Regions from separate parts of the Homo sapiens genome. Here region 1 is linked to region 2. Evidence: chromatin contacts called from ENCODE Hi-C or POLR2A ChIA-PET data. All regions are on one chromosome and are shown on one strand. Each heading gives the region's core, a stretch centred on a gene start or an enhancer-like site at or near the end of the contact. The rest is flanking DNA. Distances are from core to core; before and after follow the strand shown.

Region 1 (2,962 bases), core at 223-2,722, 360 kb before region 2:
TCATTCTCGATTCTGTTAATGTCGTGTATAACATGTATTGATTTGCATATGTTGAACCATCCTGTATCTCTGGAATGAATTCTACTTGACAATGGTAAATGAGTATTTTGCTGAAGATTTTTACATCTGTGTTCACTGGTGATATTGGCCTCTAGCTTCTTTAAAAAAAAAATGTGTCCTTGTCTGGTTTTGGTATCACAGTAACACTGGCCTTGTAGAATGAGTTTGAAAGTATTCCCTCTCTCCTCTTTAATCGTTTTGAAGTATTTGAATAGAATTGGTATTAGTTCTTTAAATGTTTGGTAGAACTTAGCAGTGAAGTTATCAGGCCGTGAGCTTTTCTTTGATGGGAGACTTTTTATTATGGCTTTGATTTCATAACTCATTATTGGCTTATTGAGGTTTTCTATTTGTTGATGGTTCAATATTGGTAGGTTGCATGTGTCCAGGAATTTATCCATTTCTTCTATATTTTCCAATTTGTTGGCATGTAATGGTTCCTAATTGTTTCTAATGATTCTTAGTATTTCTGAGGTCTCAGTTGTCATGTGTCCATTTTTGTTCCTACTTTTATTTATTTGGGTCTTCTCTCTTTTTTTCTTATTCTGGCTAAAGATGATTTGGAGCTCCTTTATATGCTGCTTGCTTCTTTTCTCTTGCTGCCATTACAGTTTTATCTTTATGCTTGATCTTTGACAGTTTGATTAGTAAATACCTTCATTAGTCTTATTTGACTAATGTGATGCTCTAAGGCCTTCCTGTACCTGAATATTTATATCTTTCTCATGTTTTGGAAAGTATTCTCTTATTATTTCTTTGAATAAGCTTTCTACCCTTGCTCCTGCTCTGCTCTCTCTTGAACATCAATAATTTTTAGATTTTGTCTTTGAGGTAATTTTCTATATCTTGTAAGTGGCCTTCTCTCATTTTCATTCTTTTTTTCTTTTCTCTCCTCTGTTTATTTTTTAACAGCCAGTCTTTGAGCTCATTGATTCTCTTCTCTGCTTGACCTATTCTGTGGTTGAGATCCCCTGAAGAGTTTCTTAGTTCAGCAAATGTAGTTCTTAGTTACAAGATTTCTGCTTATCATTATTTCAATTTCCTTGTTAAATTTCTCTGATAAATATCTGAGTTGCTTTTCTGTGTTATCTTAGAGATAACAAAGTTTCCTTAAAACAGCTGTTTTGAATTCTTGGTCAGAGAGTTCACAAATCGCCATCTCAGGAGGGTCAGTCGCTGGAACTTTGCTTTGTCTAGAAGGTTATGGTTCCATGTTTGCTGTTGTTTCTTGTGGGTATACATCTATGTATTTGTATTAATAATTATTTAGTCCAGCTTTATCTGTCTAGTTTGGTTTGGTTTTTATTGAATACAGTTGCTTATGAATCTTAACTGCCAGCTTGCTGCCTTGTTTTCGGCTCTAGATGGCGCCATAAGCCTATGTTTACCTTGACTTTTGCAAATGGCCATGGCACTGCCTGTCCCATAAGGAGGAGGACCAAAGGGATTACCCTAGCACTGTGGGAAGGCCGGCCACGGGTGTGTTCCCAGGGGACTTGTGGAACATACTTGCTACATGATTTCTACTGATTTGGCATCTCCTTTGGTCAAGTTACAAGGAGTTTTTACGGCTGAGGATGGTAGTCCTGGCTTCCCTATTTGTCTTTGCCAGCCTTCACAGACATTTCTCCCTCCAGGCAGTCACAGTGCTACCTGTGGTTTAAGGCAAAGGCAGGTCTCCTGGCAGGAAACCGAAGAAGATGGGAAAGCTGGTTGACAATCTCAATTTCACGTTTTTCAGTGCAGAAACCATGAGTTGAGGGCAGATTTTTCATACTGCTGATGCCTGGTGTAATGCAGGGAAGAGGCCTCATGGATGTAGAATCTGGTTCTCCTACCATCTGCTCAGAATGTTTCCACTTCTCTGTACCTACAGGAACTGTCTCATCCTCATACAGGATCTCTGGGTTGCTGCTGGTGAAGATCTTGCTGCTGTGTATTTCTTTTTGGTTTCTGGTGGAGGGGAGAGAAGCAAGCTTGCTTCTATGCTGCCATTTTGGGATTAGAAAACCGATATGTGAACTTTATAACTAAGAATTCAAAATAGCAATTTTAAGGAAACTCAGTGACCTACAAGATAACATAGAAAAACAATTCAGATACTTATCAGAGAAATTTAACAAGAAAATTGAAATAATAATTTAAAAATGAAACAGAAATCTTGGAACGGAGAACCACATTTGCTGAATTGAAACACTCTTTAGAGGATCTCAATAACAGAATGGGTTAGAGAAAAGAATCAGTGAGCTCAAAGACTGGCTATTAAGAAAATACAGTCCAAAGAAAGAAAAGAAAAAAACAATAAAAAGAAATGAAGGCCACCTTTAAAATATAGAAAATTACCTCAAAAGACCAAATCTAAAAATTATTGGTGTTTAAGGGGGAGCTGAGCAAGAGCAAGGGGAGAAAAGCTTATCCTAAGAAATAATAACAGAGCACTTTCCAAAACTCATGAAAGACAGAAATATCTAGATATAGAAAGGTCAGGGAACACCAAACAGATTCAACCCAAGTAACACTAACCAAGGCATATAATAATTGAACTTTCAAATATCAAAGACAAAGAGAAGATCCAGAAAGCAGCAAAAGAGTAAAATAACAAAGCAACTCCAGTTCATCTGGCAACAGACTTCACAATGGAAACCATGTAGGCCAGAAGGAAATAGGGCAGCATTAACAAAGAGAAATTGTCTTTCACAGACAAAAGCTAAGAGAATTCACCACTACTAGACCCGTCTTGCAAGAAATGCTAAAGGGAATTCTTCAACCTGAAATTAAAAAATGCTAACATATTAGTGTACTAACTAAAAGAAAATATTTCAAGGTATAAAACCCACTGGTAAAATTAAGTATGAACACAACCCCAGAATATGCTAATAATTTAATTGTGGTGTGCAATCCA
Region 2 (2,700 bases), core at 163-2,662:
CCTTATTCAGATAGAATACCAGTATAGCAGCTCCTAGGATTTGTCACAAATGGAAAATGACATGTCATCTTCATTTCAAAATTACAGTTCTTAAATCTGGGGAGGAAAGCCAACACCCTTTTGGACCATGAATACTGCCCAGAGTCCATCAGCTACTCCGTTTGGAATTTCAGCAGTTTCACAGACACAGACTCCTGCAGGCAATGCTGCAGCATCCTGAGTTGATTCATTCACTCAGTGAGCCATAAAATATGAGACAATTTCTCACACTTTGCTTCATCATTTGCTGTTTTTCAGGCCAAGATGACAACGAGCCCAGCTGAAGCTGACATCCCAGCAAATTGCATGACAAATTGCAAAGACGACTAACCCACAACCTACTCTTCTGGAAAATACAATTTAAATAAAATAATTTTAAGTGATTTTCACCTGTTTTCAAAGTACATGATACAGTTTATAAGTATTAAATTTAAAAAAAGACTAAAATGTACTTAGTGACTTTTCATCATTATTGAAATAAAATTTTATCAATTTAAAATATAGAGAAATGAAAATATGTTAATTATTTTATGGCTTTTTCCCCTTAATCTTAAAATACGATTCAGAGGTAAAGTTGTATTTGTTTTGGCTCAACATGCATTATTTACTTCAAATTAAGTATATCAAAAAGCAAAAGTGCATGCTTTTAATATTTCTCTAGTAACTTAAAGCAGATTATCAAAATTACTGTATTTATAATCTTTTGTTTATTTTACAATGATTTATGAGATTAATTAACTTAAAATCAACTGTATCCACCTTCTGGAGGCTTTATGTAAAACAAATTAAATAGACATTTTAGGCATTGAACCATAATTTTCAGTAAGCATTTCTTTGGTTTACTAATGTTTCAAATAATACAGATTATACTTTTTTTAACCTCTGAAAAAGATCATACATTTTTGTGTTTAATAAAACTGCCATGGTAAGTGCTAAGGAACATTTATTCAGTGACAGTAAAGGTATTGAAGATAAGTATGTAAGATAGGATCCATCATCTTTATATATGGAGACAAAGCTTTTGCTTCTCCACCCAAAAGTGCACACTTTGACACAATTATACCTTCAAAAAATATCCATTTTATAAAATATAAATGTATTAGGTAAGCCAAAAATAATAAATTAACATGCAGTGTACCATCAGTAAGCAATAGGTAGCTGGCTTTCTTTGGCTTATAAACATTGAGATAGCCACACAAAGTAAGTTTAAGAACAATTTTGAGACCAAGGAAAAGCAGTGCATTAAGTATTAAGCATTTATCCAGGGACAGCAACATGCATGTTTTCAGAATGTTTCTACTCAGCTCCAAAGACACCTGCACCCTGTGGTAAGCAGGACTGGGATCATTGCAAGGCCCACATTGCGGACACCATGAAGGATCACAGACTCAGTGACCTTTTTGGCACTTCTCCAAAAGCTGTGTCAACATCAAAATGTTTTGGCTTTTCCCTTCATCTCTGCCAGAGAAAATAATAACTTCCTTTTAGAACATCTAGTTCAGAATGTAGGTTAATGGAATGCTTTATCTAAACCAGCCAAATTTTCTTTTTTCAGAATGAAACCGCAGAAGTGAATATGGTTTGGAGTTACTAATCTTCATAACAAGGAAGAAGGAAGTTTGGCAAATAAAAGTTCAAAGGGATTTTTGATGAAGAAATGATTTAAATCCCCTTATTTTCCCCTGCCAAAAAAAAAATTCCACACATATTACCCTTTTAGACCTCAATTATAAAGCATTTTATTCAAAAAAGTAAAATATATGTGCATATAACCATTACCTATCTACCCACCTCTGAGATTAGCTCTATTAATATTTGATTATAATTGATTCCAATCTTTTTTAATTAAAAAATACATAGACTCTAAAGTCCCATTCGCCAGTTTTCTCTCTTCACTATTCAAATCCTGTGATGATAGTATCATTCTCTTTAGTGTTCTGAACTTTTACCATAGATTCATGTTTCTCTATATAGTATTTAGTGCTTAACATCTACGTGAATGACATTGTACTGGATGTAGCATTTTGTATTCTTTTTTACTCAGAAGTATGTTTAAAGGTTTACCCTTGTTTAACCAGTTAGATTGAGTAGTTTCATTTTAACTCTATCATTGCACTGTTTATGAATTTTACTCCTGAGGTTCAATAGTTTTTGCTATTACCAACACTGCTTCACAAGCATCCTTATAGCAATTTCTTATGTACATGGTTGAAGATTTCTCTAGTGCAGACGCAGAAGGGATAATGCTGGGGTAAGTTCTGCATATCTTCAGCTTTCACTAGATATTGCCAATTTCCAAAGTTATGTGCATTTATATTTACCCCAGCCATGTCTGAATTTCCATTTTCCCATATCCTCACCAAAATTCAGTGTTACCAGATTTACCAGTTGTTGACCATCTGATGGATATGCAATGCTATCTCATAGTGGTTTAAGTTTGATTTTTTTTGATAACTAATGAAACTAAGTATCTATTAAGTTTCTGTGAATTGCCTATTCATATTCTTGTCCATTTTTCTATTGGAGTCTGGGATTCTTTAACTGATGAGTAGCGGTCATATTTTAGATACCTGTATATTCCAAATACTTATATATTCTAAATACCTACTGCAGATGAATGAAATTTTCACTGTGTTAAGATGAATGTTAGACTGTTTAGAT

What was found. Hi-C counts contacts between places; a loop is a spot of excess contacts on that map. ChIA-PET counts read pairs that join two places held with the same protein, here RNA polymerase II (POLR2A). Pooled maps may share reads with other maps.
Region 1: a pooled map shows a loop between it and region 2 (2.3-fold over the local background). The contact joins two enhancer-like sites. A Hi-C loop is called at or near these places in 4 of 50 pooled maps. POLR2A ChIA-PET finds 5 or more read pairs at or near these places in 2 of 52 experiments (BJ and PC-3).

The regions. Positions count from the first base shown.
Region 1 is chr4:74,132,906-74,135,867 of GRCh38, reverse strand. The region is part of intron 1 of LOC105377277 (a long non-coding RNA gene); the gene reads left to right. It also overlaps a transcript of MTHFD2L not described here. Among named protein-coding and RNA genes, the nearest start is that of MTHFD2L, 24 kb to the left of the region's middle. Within about 2 kb of position 1,472, at least 4 of the 41 ENCODE cell types and tissues checked have a DNase peak (open chromatin) inside an H3K27ac peak, as active enhancers do.
Region 2 is chr4:73,775,328-73,778,027 of GRCh38, reverse strand. No RefSeq gene overlaps it. Among named protein-coding and RNA genes, the nearest start is that of CXCL8, 36 kb to the right of the region's middle. Within about 2 kb of position 1,412, at least 5 of the 41 ENCODE cell types and tissues checked have a DNase peak (open chromatin) inside an H3K27ac peak, as active enhancers do.